2 separate regions of the Mus musculus genome follow, and region 1 is linked to region 2. Evidence: chromatin loops called from intact Hi-C (ENCODE). Cell type or tissue: heart. All regions are shown on one strand.

Evidence for each region. Hi-C counts contacts between places; a loop is a spot of excess contacts. Peaks named below come from ENCODE experiments on the same cell type or tissue, not always from the same donor. Only the 100,000 strongest peaks of a DNase experiment are listed, where the experiment ranks them.
Region 1: a loop joins it to region 2, with 4 times the contacts of the local background. A loop is called at or near these places in 14 of 42 quality-filtered maps.

Annotation. Positions count from the first base shown.
Region 1 is chr11:95,746,340-95,754,339 of GRCm38, reverse strand. Zfp652 (zinc finger protein 652) reads right to left here and starts at 5,273. Exons shown (of 5, transcript NM_201609.2): 1 at 4,193-5,273; 2 at 1,318-1,465; 3 at 863-978; 4 at 285-429. The coding sequence starts at 5,089. In heart, a CTCF peak has its summit at 3,140 (motif pointing right); DNase peaks (open chromatin) are centred at 3,159 and 4,419.
Region 2 is chr11:95,530,257-95,538,256 of GRCm38, reverse strand. No RefSeq gene overlaps it. Among named protein-coding and RNA genes, the nearest start is that of Nxph3, 20 kb to the right of the region's middle. In heart, a CTCF peak has its summit at 4,312 (motif pointing left); a DNase peak (open chromatin) is centred at 4,306; H3K4me3 peaks cover 388 bases; H3K27ac peaks cover 254 bases; H3K27me3 peaks cover 2,708 bases.

The DNA of each region.
Region 1 (8,000 bases), 220 kb before region 2:
TTTGAAAAATAATTATAAAAGAGAAAATTCCAGTATTACATTTATTTATATATCTCAGGCTTACTTAAAGTGAGATTACAATGCAAATGTGTGCCAGTCACAGTGGTAGACACCTTTGACTTTAGCACCTAGGAAACTGAGACAGGAGGACTGCTGTGAGTCTGAGACCAGCCTGGGCTGCACAGCAAGACTTCATCTCAAGATAAAACAGAATAAAACAGGAAACTGATGCAAACTTATGGCAAGCACTGGGGCTATTTACACCTTCACCAAGAAATCCTTACCAGTGTGCGTCTTCATGTGCTCGTCGAAGTACTGCTTCATGTTGAAGTCCTTGCCACACCACTGGCACATGAACTGCTTGTGCCCAATGTGGATGCTCATGTGGGAGCGGAGCTGGTACTTGTACTGGAACCTCTCATCGCAGTTCTGCAGGGGACAGAGGACAGTGCTGGTTGCCAAGCAGAGAAGTATCACTCCAGCCCACCCTCAGCAGCTTACAGGTTTCTTCTCATATTCAAAACACAGCCTGCTTACGGCGGCCGTTCGTTTGTATCCACTGCTCCTGCAGCTGAGTTATGAACACGGGGAATTTCTCAGGTAATTATCACTGGCTCAGACTCAGCTTCTCTGAATCACTGAGAGAAAGATCAGCCACTGCACATCACTCTCAGTTACCCCTAAGAGACTGGGTGCTGATGGGCCATCTCTCTTCTCAGCACTGAGAGATCACCAAGCACCTCGCATGCCAGAAGCTCCAGTGTGTCCCAGCCTTGTGCTCTGCACCCCGCACTCCATCTACTACTGCGTCATCCACGCAACCCTAGCCATGGACAGGGCCTGGGCATAGCTTGCCCCTTACCTCACATCTGAAGGGTTTCTCTCCAGAATGCTGCAAGGAGTGCACCTTGAGTGACATACTGCGCTTGAAAGACTTTCCACAGGTCTCACATGTAAATGGCATGTCTTTTGTGTGTGCTGTAACACAGAAAAATGCATTTAAACTCAAAACAATTCCACTAAAACCCCCAGAATGGAGAAGCCAGATGCCATAAGGTGAGGAAACTACGCTGTCTTCATTTCTACCTCTCACTTTGACAGTAATGTTCCAAAGAGAGAACAAATTGCACTACTGAAAAGAACTCTGGGTAGGGAAGACTGCACTGTCCAACCTGATCATGCTTACTAAAGACAAGCTACATATAGTCTCAACAAGCTAAAACTGACTGCAGTATGCTGACTCTGCATATCCTGCCCAATGTGGAGCAGAGAGCACTCCAGGAGTCTGCAGGTGGAGAAAGAGGGGCGGAGACTCACCAACCATGTGTTTTCGTACATGAGCCATGGTATAGAACTTCTTCTCGCAAATTTCACAGGCAAATTTTTTTTCTGCATATCCATGGACAATCTTGATATGTTCATGAAGGGACCAGAGTTTCTTGAAGGATTTGTTACAGGAAACACACTAGCAGGACAAGCAGAAAGAATCTTTATTTACTGAGGCTTCAGGAGGCCATCCTACCTCCTGGCAGAGGAAATGGATCTACTTTAGATTCATGGCACAAGACCAGAATCCTAACAAAAACGATTCCTGCATGCAGTTCATCTTCCAACACTAACCTCTGTATGTTCTATTTTCCAAGACCCACCTTTTAGATACCTTGGGAGCAAGCAAACAGCAGCAAACCTAAGGCAAGAAGTAAGAAGTCCCACGAGCAGCAAAGAACTAATTGCTATTACCGCTCCCGTGCTCCACTGATGAAAAGAACATCCAATATCCTTTTTGGTGTTTATGTATTCTGTTTTGTTGCTTGTTTTGAGAAAGAGTGTCTCACTATAGAACCACCCTCAAACCCTGAGCCACTAAGGCCAACCTCAAATCTGATCCTGCTCCAGTCTCAGGTGTGGGGAGTGTAAGTCCAGGCTGGCACACCTGCTAGAACTTCAGGCACGCTACGGCACAGACCAGCACGTACAGCTGCCTTCTACCCAGGCTGCCATGCAGTTAAGATGTACTTACCAGAGAATATAAATAAGCCTGAAGTTAGCACAACCAAAGACAAGATATATAAGTATTATAGATCTGAAGGGTATAAAAATGTCCTCATGCTTTAGAAAACACATTTTGAAGAATTCTGTAACAAAATGTTCAAGATTTACTAACTTTCCCTAAATTTAATTCAGTCTGCCATTTCCCTCCAGCAGAAGCTAACGCAACCTCTTAAACCACTGACCACCCCCACCCCCCACCCCCCACCCCCCACCCCCAATTCCAGACCTCCTTATATCACAACGCCTAGTTCTCCAAACCATGGCTCAGCAGCAGCCTGGATTATTAGGCATAAAGAATGACTAAATCAACCAAACGATACCAGAAAATTCTTGACAACTGCCAGGCTCTGAGGAATGAACAGTAAGAGAACTCAGTCACTACAGCCCTTGAGTGCCACTGCCACTGCAGAGGTCAAGAACCAAGAGCTCAGAGACAAGCCCCTGGATGGACACTGCTCTGGAAAAGGTCAGATGGCCCCTGTAAGCCACCATTTCTGCAACGATTAGTTTTCTCTTCTCATGAGATTGTCAGGGTTGTCAGGAGCTGCATGAAGACACACAGCACAAGATTCTTTAGGAATGGAAAGGGCTTGGGTTTTTTTAAAAAGTATTTCTTTATATAGTTGAGTGTTTTGTCTGCTGTATGTATATATACTGCATATGTGGCTGGTGCCCAAGGAGGACAGAAGAGGATGTTAGATCCCTGGAACGGGGGGATGAGCTGCCATGAGAGCCTTGGGCACCAAACTCAGGTTCTCTGAAGAGTGCCCAGTGCTGAGCCATCTCTTCAGCCTAGGAGTCTGCACGGCTTTCAGTCAGCAGAACCCACACAACACAAGCACAAGGGTGAACATGCTATGATAGGAGAAGCACAGAAGCTTACAAACAAGACCTGGTGTTTTTGGTTACTCAATCAAATTCAAGCTAAAAAAAAAAAAAAAAAAAAAAAAGAATAAGAAGAAAGGAAGAAGAGGGGGAGGACGGAGGGAGGGAGGGAACCCACAAAATAAGCAGATCATAGAGACAGAAATGAGGAATGCCTTTTCAGTAAAGAGCCACTATGAAATCCAAGTTTGACCTCTAGGGGGCAGCACTGAACCATGCTCCATTGGACTGACCCTGCAACCAACTTCTGCCCAGGCACCTGCTGGAGAACATGGCCAGAGTCTCTTTTATTTACCCAGCATACCTCTATCATGTCATGATTTACAAGCTAAATCAGTGGCTTATAAAAAAAACCAAAAATCTCTTTAAAGAAAGGCATTCAGTTATTGATTAAAAACAATTGTCTAAAAGAGAAAATTAAACTTCCCACACCAAAAGTAAAACAATTTATCTTTTAAAGTTAGCTTCAATATGGTAATTATTATATACATCTTATGGACACATAACAGACTTACCATGTATGAATATCCATTAATACACAAACATATACATACACCAATATAGCTGCAATAAATTCAACACCTCTTAACCTGTCACAGTACAATCTTTCCAAGACACCAGAGTGGTTTGAATAGCACGCTTTGTTACATCAGCAGCACTGTACAGCAACATTATTATGTAACCCTACTGCCAGGTAAGCAACATTTTCAAACAGCTCAGCCTCTGTTTAAGGTTTGCATATTCCCACGGGCTTGCCTCTTGACACATTTAGTGTTGCCATCTCTCCACGGGTGTAAGGAGATCTTCCATTTCCACAGGTCTGAGTCATGGTCTCTGTCCCCATCAGCTGCACTAGACTCTGACATCCTTCTAATTGGAAAGGACCTTTCTCTACTCCTGGCCCTCACTCGGCAAACCTCCCACCGTGACAGAAGATGCCAGAATGAATTATCTCACAGGTCCCACAACAGAGACTCTCAGTGCAAAGTCGGCGCTGACTTTACATCCCAGTCAGTCATCTATAACCAATCCCCCTTCCAGTGCACCTGGTTCTCACTAATCCATCGTCAGTTAAGTGTAATGCTTTTGAAAGACAGGATTAAGCCTTGGTTTTGAAAAGACCCAAGCAGCAGAGTCTAAAGTGATAATTGGTGAAATCTGTCCCTTCAGCCTCTATCCTCTTGGGCAGACACCAGATGACTCTGAACAGCCAGGTCCTAGCCTGGAAACTTTGCCCTCCGCTGGTGAGACCTACCTGAATGTTTTTTTCACAGTCTGTTTGCTGGTGAAGGGACAGCTCACTTTCCAGGACAAACTTCTTGCCACATTTATCACAGATCTGCATGCGCCTGTGAGTAACGTTCATGTGCTTCTCCAGGTACCAGCGAGTATTAAACACCCTGGGGCACTTCTCACAGGTCAGAGTCTCTTTCTCTTCACACTTAGCTTTCTGAACTGGCGCTTTAGCCTCCTTGGTGGCCCGCTTCTTCCTCTTGGGTAGCTCTGCACTTTTCCTACGGCCTCGAGTTGTGCGGGGTGCAGGGGAAGTGGTAGCTGCGGCAGCAGAGGCCGCTCTCCGGGTTCGCCTCTGTGTAACCCTGACTCTCTCCACTTGCTTCTCCTTTTTCTTCTGCCGTCCGTTCTCTCCGTAGTCACTGCTGTTATCTGTGGCCTCCTCCTCAGTCTCTTCCTCGTCTTCCTCACTGCTTGTCTTAAGGACAGGCGTCTCTTTGGACTGGGAAGAGACACCCTTTTCCCCTTTAGAGACATTTAATGTTTGGTTATTAAGGTTTACCTCCACTATGATCTGCTCCCTTTTGTAAGAGACTTCCTCCTCCTCTTCCGTGTCATCAGAATTCTCCCGGTCTTCCTTGACAGTATGCACATCAGACACTGCCCTTGGCTCCCTGAAATATGGCTGCTCCTCCGTCTCGTGGAGATGTGGTTTGCTCATCTTGGTGTCTGCTAGCACAGAGTAAGGGCTTCCAGACTCCCTTTTATACACTTTGGTGGACAGGTCGAGCTCCTGGCTGGCACCATGGTAGAAGGTGGGTGGCGCCTGACTTCGATGGCTCTCTTCCTGGGCCATTCCTTCTGCATGCACTGCACAGGGTTCAACCAGCTCCGGACAAGGACTGGCTGTGTAGCTCATTAGGAAGTGGCCCAGTTCAGACGACACAGAACACCTTGAAAACAGGGCAATTAAGACTCAAATCTTTCTCCCTCCACGGAGAACTAACTACTCAAGAAGTGAGAATAAGAAACTCCTGCAGCCTGCATGCAGTTCTTCCTGTGTCACAGCACCACCGCCACCTTAAGTCAAAAAGGGCTGTTCTTACGGCAGGCGCAGAGCACTCCTCGTCTTCTTTCGAAGAGAACTGCAGGGGACTTGGAGCATCTTGTCTATAAAGAGAAAAAAAAATGAGGGAAAAAATTATATCACCATATTCTTCTTAGGCCATGGAATTCCTCACAACACACAAAATTTAAAATCATTACATTCCATACACTTTGATTCATTATTCTCCTCAAATGGTTTGAAATGGATATTATTTTACAGGCTTGTATGAGTCCCCAATTTCAGTTAGAATGTAAATTCTATCATACCAAGAGCCATATCTGTCAAATTCACCAAACTATCTTTAAAGCAGACAGCATGTGTTTGATGAAGAAATACCTACTACCACATGATGTCTGCCACACTGGATGCTGCAGGGTCTGCTGGTATCAGTCTCATGATACAAAAGGCCATGAAACACTCAAGGGAGTCATACTGGCAGTTTCCTTCAGCATCAGCCACCACATCTACCAGAGTGAGAACCCACACACAAGGGCAGCCACATGGGCACTGCAGGCCACAGAACTAGAGCAGCTAACTGGCACAACCACACAAGGAAACCGACCTGGCCTTTAATAATTATAAATGAACCGTCACCATAACTTGCCTCAGCTATGGGAGCACCGCTGAGGCGGTTGACACTTGGTGCACAGCCATGCTACAACTGGGTGACTTTTCATGTGTCAGTTGCAGAGAAGTCAAAATTCTGAGAATCAGTCACCACCAGGTCGGCACGGTTCTAAGAAAACTAAAACCATCCATGAAAAAACAATGACGGGCATACAATCTGCTTGCAGCATGCTTATACTGCTATTTTGCCAGCTACCCTGCAGCTGAGTCATACAAATGACAATGGAGGACCTGTATAGTCGAGTTGACAAAAGGAAGGAAAACAGTATTTACTGAATGTCTGTCATGTGATGGGCACCAGAGACATTTTTATTATTCAGCATCTACTTAGTACCTACTGCAAAACTTTGGGGCTAATTTTTAATTAATTAAAATAAGCAAAGCTTAACTTTCCCCCTTCTTCCTCCTGAGATGAGGGTCTCACTATGTAGCCGGGCTGTCCTGGAACTTGTTGTACAGACGAGGCCACCTGGTCTCACAGAGTTCTGCCTACCTCTGCCCCCCGAGGCCTGGGATGAATGATATGGCTTTTTCTTAATATATTGGTTCTACTCGGCTGAAGTGAGTGAAATCTTGCTACGAAATAACCTTAGTAAGAAACTGTTCAGTACACTTGACGCTGAACTGCTATGTAACTTTAACAGGTAACAGGAGTCACTCAGACCCTGCTGAGCTGCTCTACATAAAGCGAATACACTGTTAGGGAAGAGAACATGTAACCAACGAGGCTCATAAAGAGACCAATAAATACGGTTACTTCTAACCTGACTCTGGTACTGTCGATCCTAAACTGTAGCAACAATAGTCCACTAATAATAGTCCACTTAAATTGTCCATTAATGCAAAAAGTGGGAGCCAAGCAGCAAACTACACAACTGTAAGGTCTGGCCAATTCTCTAGTTTATAAATAATCAGAGGATTTGCATTTATACAAAGCACTTGGTCACATCCTTGTTAAACAGGTAAGTGTTTCCCATCTGCTAGATACTATACTAGTTGTAGTAATCGACCTGTATGAGGACAGAGTTGCTCTCAGGTACTATCTAAGGACTTGCTAGCACAAATAGTCTCCACACAAGAACAAAATCAAATATGTATTCCTCACCACAAGCCAGCTGAAGCACCTAAGGTTCATCAAACAACCCCTTGGGCCAAAGAAGCAGCTACATCCTAAGTAAGCTACTCTGCCAGGATGCCAGCAGCATTCAAAGCACTCGCCATTACCCACAAACGTCATCTAAATGTAGAAATAAGTGTTAATTAAAAGGAACTCTTTATCTTTACGGTAAGAAGCATTGTGTGTGTGTCACTGAGATAGTTTTCTATTAAAATCCAACATAGCTCAGGCTCTAATAAAATTCAACAGCTCTCAAGTACCAGAAGAAAGCCTGGCATGGCTCTGCCCACGTGTGGCTCCCAGCAGGAGGGCTGGCAGGATGTTCCCAAAGTCAAAGGAAGTCATTTTTACCTTCATATCAAGTTTGATGCTAGGGTGTTGGGAGGGCTCAGTCTAGCCATGACCAAGGGTAGTTTTCTAGAATGTAATTTTTAATACATTAGTCTATTTTTAAGATCACTAACAAAAAAGAAAAAAAAGCCTATGTAGATAATGAAAATAAGTGAGAAATAGCCTCTTTATAACAAACAAACAAACTAGGTTCTCACTATGTAGCCCTGACTGAACCAGAACTCTCTCTATAGACCTGCAACTAACAGAACAGAGATCTGCCTGCCTCTGCTTCCAGAGTCCTAGGATTAAAAGTGTGCATTACCATGCCTGGCCCTACAATTCTGTATTTTACAAAAATTAAAAGTCACAAATACTTTATTAACTTCTTTTCTTTTTTAAGATAGAGTCTCATATAGTCCAGGCTGGAGTCAAACTATGTAACTTTGAACTTCTTTTTTAAATTATTTTTAATTCTATGTGCATGGGTGTTTTGTTATCTGTCTGTAGATCTCTGTACAGTGAGCACAGCTGGTGCCCAAGGAAGCCAGAAATAGGCATGGGCTCCTCTGGGGCTGGACTTAAGAGATGGCTGTAGGCCACCATGTGGGTGATGGGAACTGAACCTGGCTCCTCTGGGAGAGTGGC
Region 2 (8,000 bases):
ACTCATCCTAAGTACTGGCCCCATCACACAGAGTCTAGCCTCTCCATTTATACCATTAGAGTACACACACACATGTACACACACACACACACACACACACACACAAATGTGCAGAGTACGGAGTGTGCCCAGGATTGTGCACGTGTGAAAACAGAGTCCTAAGCACCCAGCTATGTACCCATTATGCCCCGTGGAATCTCACTCATGCCAACACCTGTGGTTGATGTCTTCATGTACACTTGTGTACACATGTGCTTACATGATGGTGAGGGCAGATGCTGAATGTGTGTACATTTGTTTGCGTGATGGGGAGGGCACATTCAGTGTGTGTGTACGTGTGTGTGTGTGTATGTACATGTGCATGCATGATGGGGAGGGCACATGTCATATGTATGTGTGTGTGTGTACATGTACTTGCATGATGGGAGGGCACATGCTGTGTGTGTGTTTGTGTGTGTGTGTGTGTGTGTGTGTGTGTGTATACATGTGCATGCATGATGGGGAGGGCACATGCTGTGTGTGTGTGTGTACATGTGTTTGCATGATGGAGAGGGCACATGCAGTGTGTGTGTGTGTACATGTGTGTGTGTACATGTGCATGCACAATGGGGAGGGCACATGTCATATGTATGTGTGTGTGTGTGTACATGTGTTTGCATGATGGGGAGGGCACATGCTGTGTGTGTGTGTACATGTGCTTGCATGATGGGGAGGGTACATGCTGTGTGTGTGTGTGCATGTGCTTGCACGATGGGGAGGGCACATGCTGTGTGTGTGTGTGTGTGTGTGTGTGTGTGTGTGTGTGTGTGTGCTTGCACGATGGGGAGGGCACATGCTGTGTGTGTTTGTGTGTGTGTGCATGTGCTTGCACGATGGGGAGGGCACATGCTGTGTGTGTGTGTGTGTGTGTGTGTGTGCATGTGCTTGCACGTTGGGGAGGGCACATGCTGTGTGTGTGTGTGTGTGTGTGTGTGTGTGTGTGTGTGTGCATGTGCTTGCACGTTGGGGAGGGTACATGCTGTGTGTGTGTGTGTGTGTGTGTGTGTACATGTGCTTGCACGATGGGGAGGGCATATGCTGTGTGTGTGTGTGCATGTGCTTGCACGATGGGGAGGGCACATGCTGTGTGTGTGTGTGTGTGTGTGTATGTGTGTGTGCATGTGCTTGCACGATGGGGAGGGCACATGCTGTGTGTGTGTGTGTGTGTGTGTGTGTGTGTGTGTGTGTGCATGTGCTTGCACGATGGGGAGGGCACATGCCACATCACGCACTGGGGGTCAGAGGACAGTTTATGGAGCTGCTCCTCTCCTTCCCCCTTTACGTAAGTTCCAGGACTTGAACTCAGATCACCAGACTTGTGTAACAAGAACCTTTGCCCACTGAGCCACCTTGCTGACCCCAGGCTTGGAATTCCTATTTTATTTAATAATTTATTTTTATTTTACTTATATGAATGTATGTGGCTTACCTAAAGACATCTCTCCGGATTCCACTACTCAGAGATTCTGCAGCCTCTCCCTTCACCATGTGGAGAACAGGATGTCAGACTGGGTCCAGCGACATCCAAACCGTAGCATGCGGTCCTGCCTTCTGCCAGGAGCTCCTCCCTTCATCCACCACAGACGCTCTCACCTCTATACCTCATGTTCTTCCCTCTTCCTAGATGTGTTTCCTTTTGTGCCTACCTGGAAAACTCCTACGCATCCTTCAAAACCCATTTCAGCTGGTCCACTCTCTCCCAGTCTTACCAACAGAACTCACTGTTGTTCACTCCTGCATCAGAGGCAGAAGAGGTTGGCTCCTGCCCTCTCCCAGGTCTTACAAGCCACAGTCCTCCGTTTATAAAGCAAAGTCATTATACTTTCCTGAAATCTGTGCTTATATGACAAGTACTTGGGTTTGTGTGTTTATTTCCTGAGAAGAGGGAGCATGGTCACCTGAGCCAGACAGTGCTGCCTTCAGCCCCTCTATGCTGTGTGGCTCTGGGTAAGTGCCACAGCCTCTCTGGGCCTTGGTTCCCTGCCCATGGGCTCACTGGGTGGATTATGAGGATTCAGTGAGTTTGAATATGTGTAACCTGAATTCAAGTGTCGATGAGTAATGTAGATAGATCTGGTTCTGGGGACGCTTGCTCTGTGCTCTGCCTCTGCAGCTCAGTGGAGTAGTTCCATCTACAGAATGGGATCAGAGACAGAGCAGACTCCAAGCTTGTTGCGGGGGGCATGACTCAGTCCTAGGAGCGTCCCTGGTACCCGCACAGACTTAGCTTCCAGAGCTGCTGTTAAACTCCATCATTTAACGCCATAGCTGTTGGAGATACTGTTGGCCCATTCTATAGGTAGGGAAAGTGAGGCTCAGAAGATACAGGAGTTTCCTTGCCACAGTCACACAGTAAAGTGAGTTTTTGTCAGGGTCACAACCACTCTGCCATCCTGTCATTCAGGGCCCTGCTGAGGATTGGGCAGCCCTGGGCATGATCAGGCGCCTAACCCGGGCCTTCCCGGTCAGGCGGGTCTGTCTGCACAGGTCCAGGGCACTCCCTACATCTTAACGTTTCAGCAGCTCGTGACATGGGCATCCTGAGGAGTTGCCCACTGACCGGATCCCCACAGCTGACCGAGGACAGAATGGAGAGCAGAGGCAAGCGTGTGTTTCGTGGGTGTGTCTCTGCACTGGCCTAGGGCTGGTTGCTTTATCATGTGTGAGTTCTGCTTCAGAGTCCCTGGAATTGGAGTCACAGACAGTGATGAGTTCAGGGAATTGAACTCAGGTCCTCTGGAAGAGCAGTACCTGCTCTTAACCACTGAGCCATCCCTCCTGTTCCACCCCACCCCCACCTCCCACCCCCCTTGGCTAAAGCCACTTTTTCTATTCCACATGCCACACAGCTGGGTACTCTCCCTGGGAAGCTGGTCTGGCCTCACTCCTGTGGATCCCCCCACACTCAGACTCTAGGCCTTAGTCTAATGGGGCCTGCAACCCTAGGCACTGAGAGACAGGATGCAGCCGAAGACTAGGCAGTAAGGGTTAAGTGGGTTCCTTTGATAGCTGAGCATCTGACAGGGGTCTCTCCTCCAAGTCACACTTGGAGGCTGAGAGACTGGTCACCAGGGTGCGGAGTCCCAGGATGCTCTGTTGTTATCTTGGTCCCACCAAGTGCCCAGTGAACTCCAGAGCAGGTAGCCCAGAAAGCGAGAAGGTACAAATTAGTCAAATGAGAGGTGACAGAGCTTCCTTTGACTTTGGGACCAAATAGACACCCAGTGGGCAGGGCTGTATCGCAGTTGGCAGAGCGCTTATCTTGCCTGCAGGAATCTGCAGCATGGCATACAATCGGATACCGCGATGCAGGTCTGTGGTCCCAGAATTACAGAGAGGATCAGAAGTTGAAAGCCGTTCTCAGTCACACAATGACTCCAAGGACCTGAGACCTTGTCTGAGATGGGGGTGAGGCAGACAGAGACAGAGAAACCCAAGAATATGCCAGGCCTGGGGTAGCAGAAGCAATGAGGGGTATGCAGAGAAGGAGGTCAGACAAGATACTGAAGTGAGAGGCCAGAGGTCCCAAATGATCCAGAACATGACCTCTCCCAGACCCCACCCCCACCACCACTGAGGGCATCAGAGGTTGTGGGGATTAGGGAATCTGGCGGGGGGGGGGGGGGGGAGGGGGGGGCGGAAGCCCCTGGAAAATATCTGAAGGGACTGCAATCACACAGGGAGGGCTGGCCAGAGATAGGCTAACCCAGGGTTCAACTGCCTAAAACTGCCTAGTCTAGGGCATCTACCAGACCCACTGTGGAGGAGAGACATCACTCCAGCTGTCCTGCCACAGGAAAGGAGAAGATCACAAGAGGGACTGGGGACTAGGAGGCCGTGATAGAATGTAGGCGCAGGTGGTGGAGACTCTAGCACAGGAGGGAATGTGGCTGACCCATCTCTGGGAGGCTTCTACATTTCAGAAAAACAGCTCACAAGGCTTTTCAGCTTCTTCGAGAAAGAATTGGATAAACACCTAGAAACGGCTTTATAGGCAAAGACTGCAGAGCAGGAAGAGCCAGAGAGACCTGGCTGTGAAACTCCAAGAGAGGAGCCTGGGGCATGGAAGGAATGATTTTTGACAGGCTCCTGACCCAGCCTCATCTCTTCGACCCAAAGAAGCAGACACCGGAGTGCCGCTGGACATCGTGGCTCGACCTGAGTGGTCAGAGGCAAAGATCCCTTCAGGCAAGAGGCAGTGGACAGCTGGCGTGCAAGTCCAGCGTCCATACCGAGCAACGGGCAATGCCGCGGCATCGCAGCGCCCCCTGCTGGCCAGAGGCAGAGCCTCCTACTGGGGAGCCTCTGTCTCAAGTGTGGGAATACTCCTCCAACAGCACTCTAACCCAACCTCATTTCCAACAGATCTCAGGACTCAGCATCCTTTGAGGCAGACATCCACACTGGAAGACCCTTGGCATATTGTGCCAACCTCTATTTTATCGCTGGAGAAATGAGACACGAATAACGCCAAAAGGCTCTGAGGACACAGACATGTATATATGTGTGTACCACAGGCTGTCCACGGTCCAGTGGTGGTGTCCCGGGGTGGCCAGCCTTCGCCACCTCCACAAGCCACATTCCCTGTCAGTCATCCCACAATGAACCCGCATGAAACCGACTGTACATCTCAGCTTCGATGGCTCCCAGCCTCTACTTTCGCCTCCCAGCCCTCCGGACACACAGCCCCACAGTCTCAATTCCAGCCCCTCCTGTCTCTCTCACCCCTCCACTCAACCACGCCCTCCAGCACTCTCCACTCCGCCAATCCACCAGCCTCAGGAGACACCTGTGCTCCCTTCTGCTGCATTCTTGTTTAGTCCCCAGGAAATGAAAACTTTAATTTCTTTTTTTATTAACTTTATTGGATTTTCTTTTTAATTATAAGTCAACGTACTACATGTTCTCTGTAATCGCTTAAACAAACCAAAGCCGTGTAAAGATGCGGTTACCAGCTCTCCTCTCCCCAGCTCACAGCAGAACACAGGGTGCCTCTGGGGGCTGGGCCACCTGATGGCCTGATGATTTGATCAAAGCACTGGCTACACAGTCGGCCACCAACACAGGTATCCACCGCCTTCTGGACCCAAAGACTCGTGCGGGAGGGGAAGATGGCCAATACCTCAAATTCTCTATGGGCAGATGGACAGGAGCCAAAGGGCCTTGGACAGGCACTGTTGCCTTAAGTGGGGCTCTCTGAAGAACGACATTTGACTGGAGCCCCCAAGGGAAGGCACAGTGGGTCACCACACTGAGTCTGAACGTTCTATCTACACAGGGTAGTGTAGGGACCACTGTACATGTTTCCTAAGGATGCCAGGGCAGTGTTTCTCAACCTGTGGGTCCCGACCCCCTGGAGTCCCATATCAAGTATTTACATTACAATTCATAATATTATCAAGATTACAGTTATGAAGTAGCAACGATAAAATCGTACGGTTGGGGATCACCACAACGTGAGGAACCGTATTAAAGAGGCTCCGCATTAGGAAGTCTGAGAACCAGTGGACTAGGGAATCCACTGGGTGGAGACTAGCTAGGGGGCGGAGCAGTATGGCTGCCAGGTGACAAATGAGAGAGATGGTAGTTGATACCCTCTTTGTAAAAAGCCATTTACATTGCTGTTTTTTAGTTCTTTGACTTTTCAGAACTTCCACGCTCCAATCTTTGGCTCCACCCCTCTCTGGAATGATTAGTGTTGTCACTTAGTGGCAGGACCTAAAACCAGCTAGGAGCAGAGCCTCAGGGTGTGCCTGGGGGGTCGGAGGTAGCCATCTTGGTTTGGTTAAATGAACCGAGAAGGCTGGCCCACTGTGGGTGTGACCCTTTCATGGGATTCTAGACTGCACAAAGGAAACCTAGCCAAGTAGCCCTGTGCACTCAGGCCTCTTTGTGACTGGACACCATGTGACCAGGTACCTCAAGCTCCTGCTGCCTTGATTTCCGCCATGATGGACTGTAGCTTGAGCTGTGAGCTAAAACAAACCCTTTCTCTAGTAAGCTTCTATTGTCAGGGTGTTTTTTTAAGAATTCAGATTTGGCCGGGCGTGGTGGCACACGCCTTTAATCCCAGCACTCGGGAGGCAGAGGCAGGCAGTTCGAGGCCAGCCTGGTCTACAGAGTGAGTTCCAGGACAGCCAGGGCTATACAGAGAAACCCTGTCTCAAAAATCCAAATATATATATATATATATATATATATATATATATATTCAGATTTATTTGTTTTATGCATATGAGCGTTGTGCCATATGCATATGCTTGCATAGCCTGCCTGAGATCAGAAGAGAAAAATTGATTCCCCGAAACTGGAGGGACAGAGCAAGCTCTCCAGGCCCTGTCAGGCAGCCATGGCATCAGGAAGATGCTGGAGTGACAGCTCTTCACTCTCTCGGCCACCCCCAACCCTCCCCACCCACCCTCCCCACCCCACCCCCACCCTTACTTACTGATTGATAAACAACACAGTACAGTGAGCACCAAAATTAAATTGGATCAGAACCCATATTAGCTGTAAATGTCCACATGGTTCGTATTGACACTGGAAGTGCCTGGCTACATCAATAAATGGGACAGAGTTCTAAACAAATTAGACAGATATCTTTTTGAAATTACTTTTTCATGTGCATTGGCGTTTTGCCCTAATGTATGTCTGTGTGAAGGTGTCAGATCCCCTGGAACTGGGGCTACAGACAATTGTGAGTTAGCATGAGAATTGAACACCGGTCCTCTAAAAGAGCAGGAAGTGCTCTTAATCACTGAGCCATTACTCCAGCTCCTATACAGACATCTTTTTAAAAATATATTATTTATTTAATGTATACGAGTATAATGTAGCTGTCTTCAGATGCACCAGAAGAGGGCATTGGATCCCATTAAAGGTGGTTGTGAGCCACCATGTGGTTGCTAGGAATTGAACTCAGGACCTCTGGAAGAGCAATCAGTGAGTCATCTCTCCAGCCCTATACAGGCATCTTAAGGGGCAGGGAGATGCCGTGACCTCCCCTTAGCTGTAAACTACAGGTCTACCTTTCTGGTAATGTTTCCAGGGAAGAGTGCCTTCTGAGTGACCAAGGTCCCATCTGGGATCTGAGCTGTGAGGAGAGGAGAGTGTGGCACCTGTGATGGAGATGCTCAGGCCTGCTGGTGCAGACCTGTGGTCCCAGCTTCTGAGGAGCTGAGGCAAAAGGACTGCAAGCTCAAGGTAGACCTTGGGAAAAGTGAGTTCAAGGCCAGCCTGGGCAACTTAGTAGAAACCTGTGCCAAAGTAGCAAACATAGAGATCAGAGATACAGTGGCAAGAATGCTTGTTAGATCAGGAGGGAGAGAGGGGTGGACTGGCAGTTTTGTGTGTCAACTTGATACAAGCTGGAGTTATCACAGAAAAAGGACCCTCCCTTGAGGAAATGCCTCCATGAGATCCAGCTGTAAGGCATTTTCTCAATTTAGTGATCAAGGGTAGGAGGGCCCACTGTGGGTGGTTCCATCTCTGGGCTGGTAGTCTTGGGTTCTAAAAGAAAGCAGCTGAGCAAGGCAGGGGAAGCAATCCAGTAAGTAACATCCCTCCATGGCCTCTGCATCAGCTCCTGCTTCCTGACCTGCTTGAGTTCCAGTCCTGACTTCCTTCGGTGATGAACAGCAATGTGGAAGTGTAAACTGAATAAACCCTTTCGTCCCCAACTTGCTTCTTGGTCATGGTGTTTGTGCAGGAATAGAAACCCTGACTAAGACAGGGAGGAAGAGAGGAATGGGTGATATCATCAGATTCTGACAGAGCCACACTGTGAGGTCATCAGAACCAAGGACGATCTGAAAAACAGGCCTAGGCCAAGAGGAATTCCAGAAAATGGGTACCACATGTCCTGATGGATGCTGGAACAGAAAATGGGCACCAGATACAAACGAAGGACACTTGAATAAACTGCGGACTTTAATCGTAACATATCAACATTGGCTCATTGC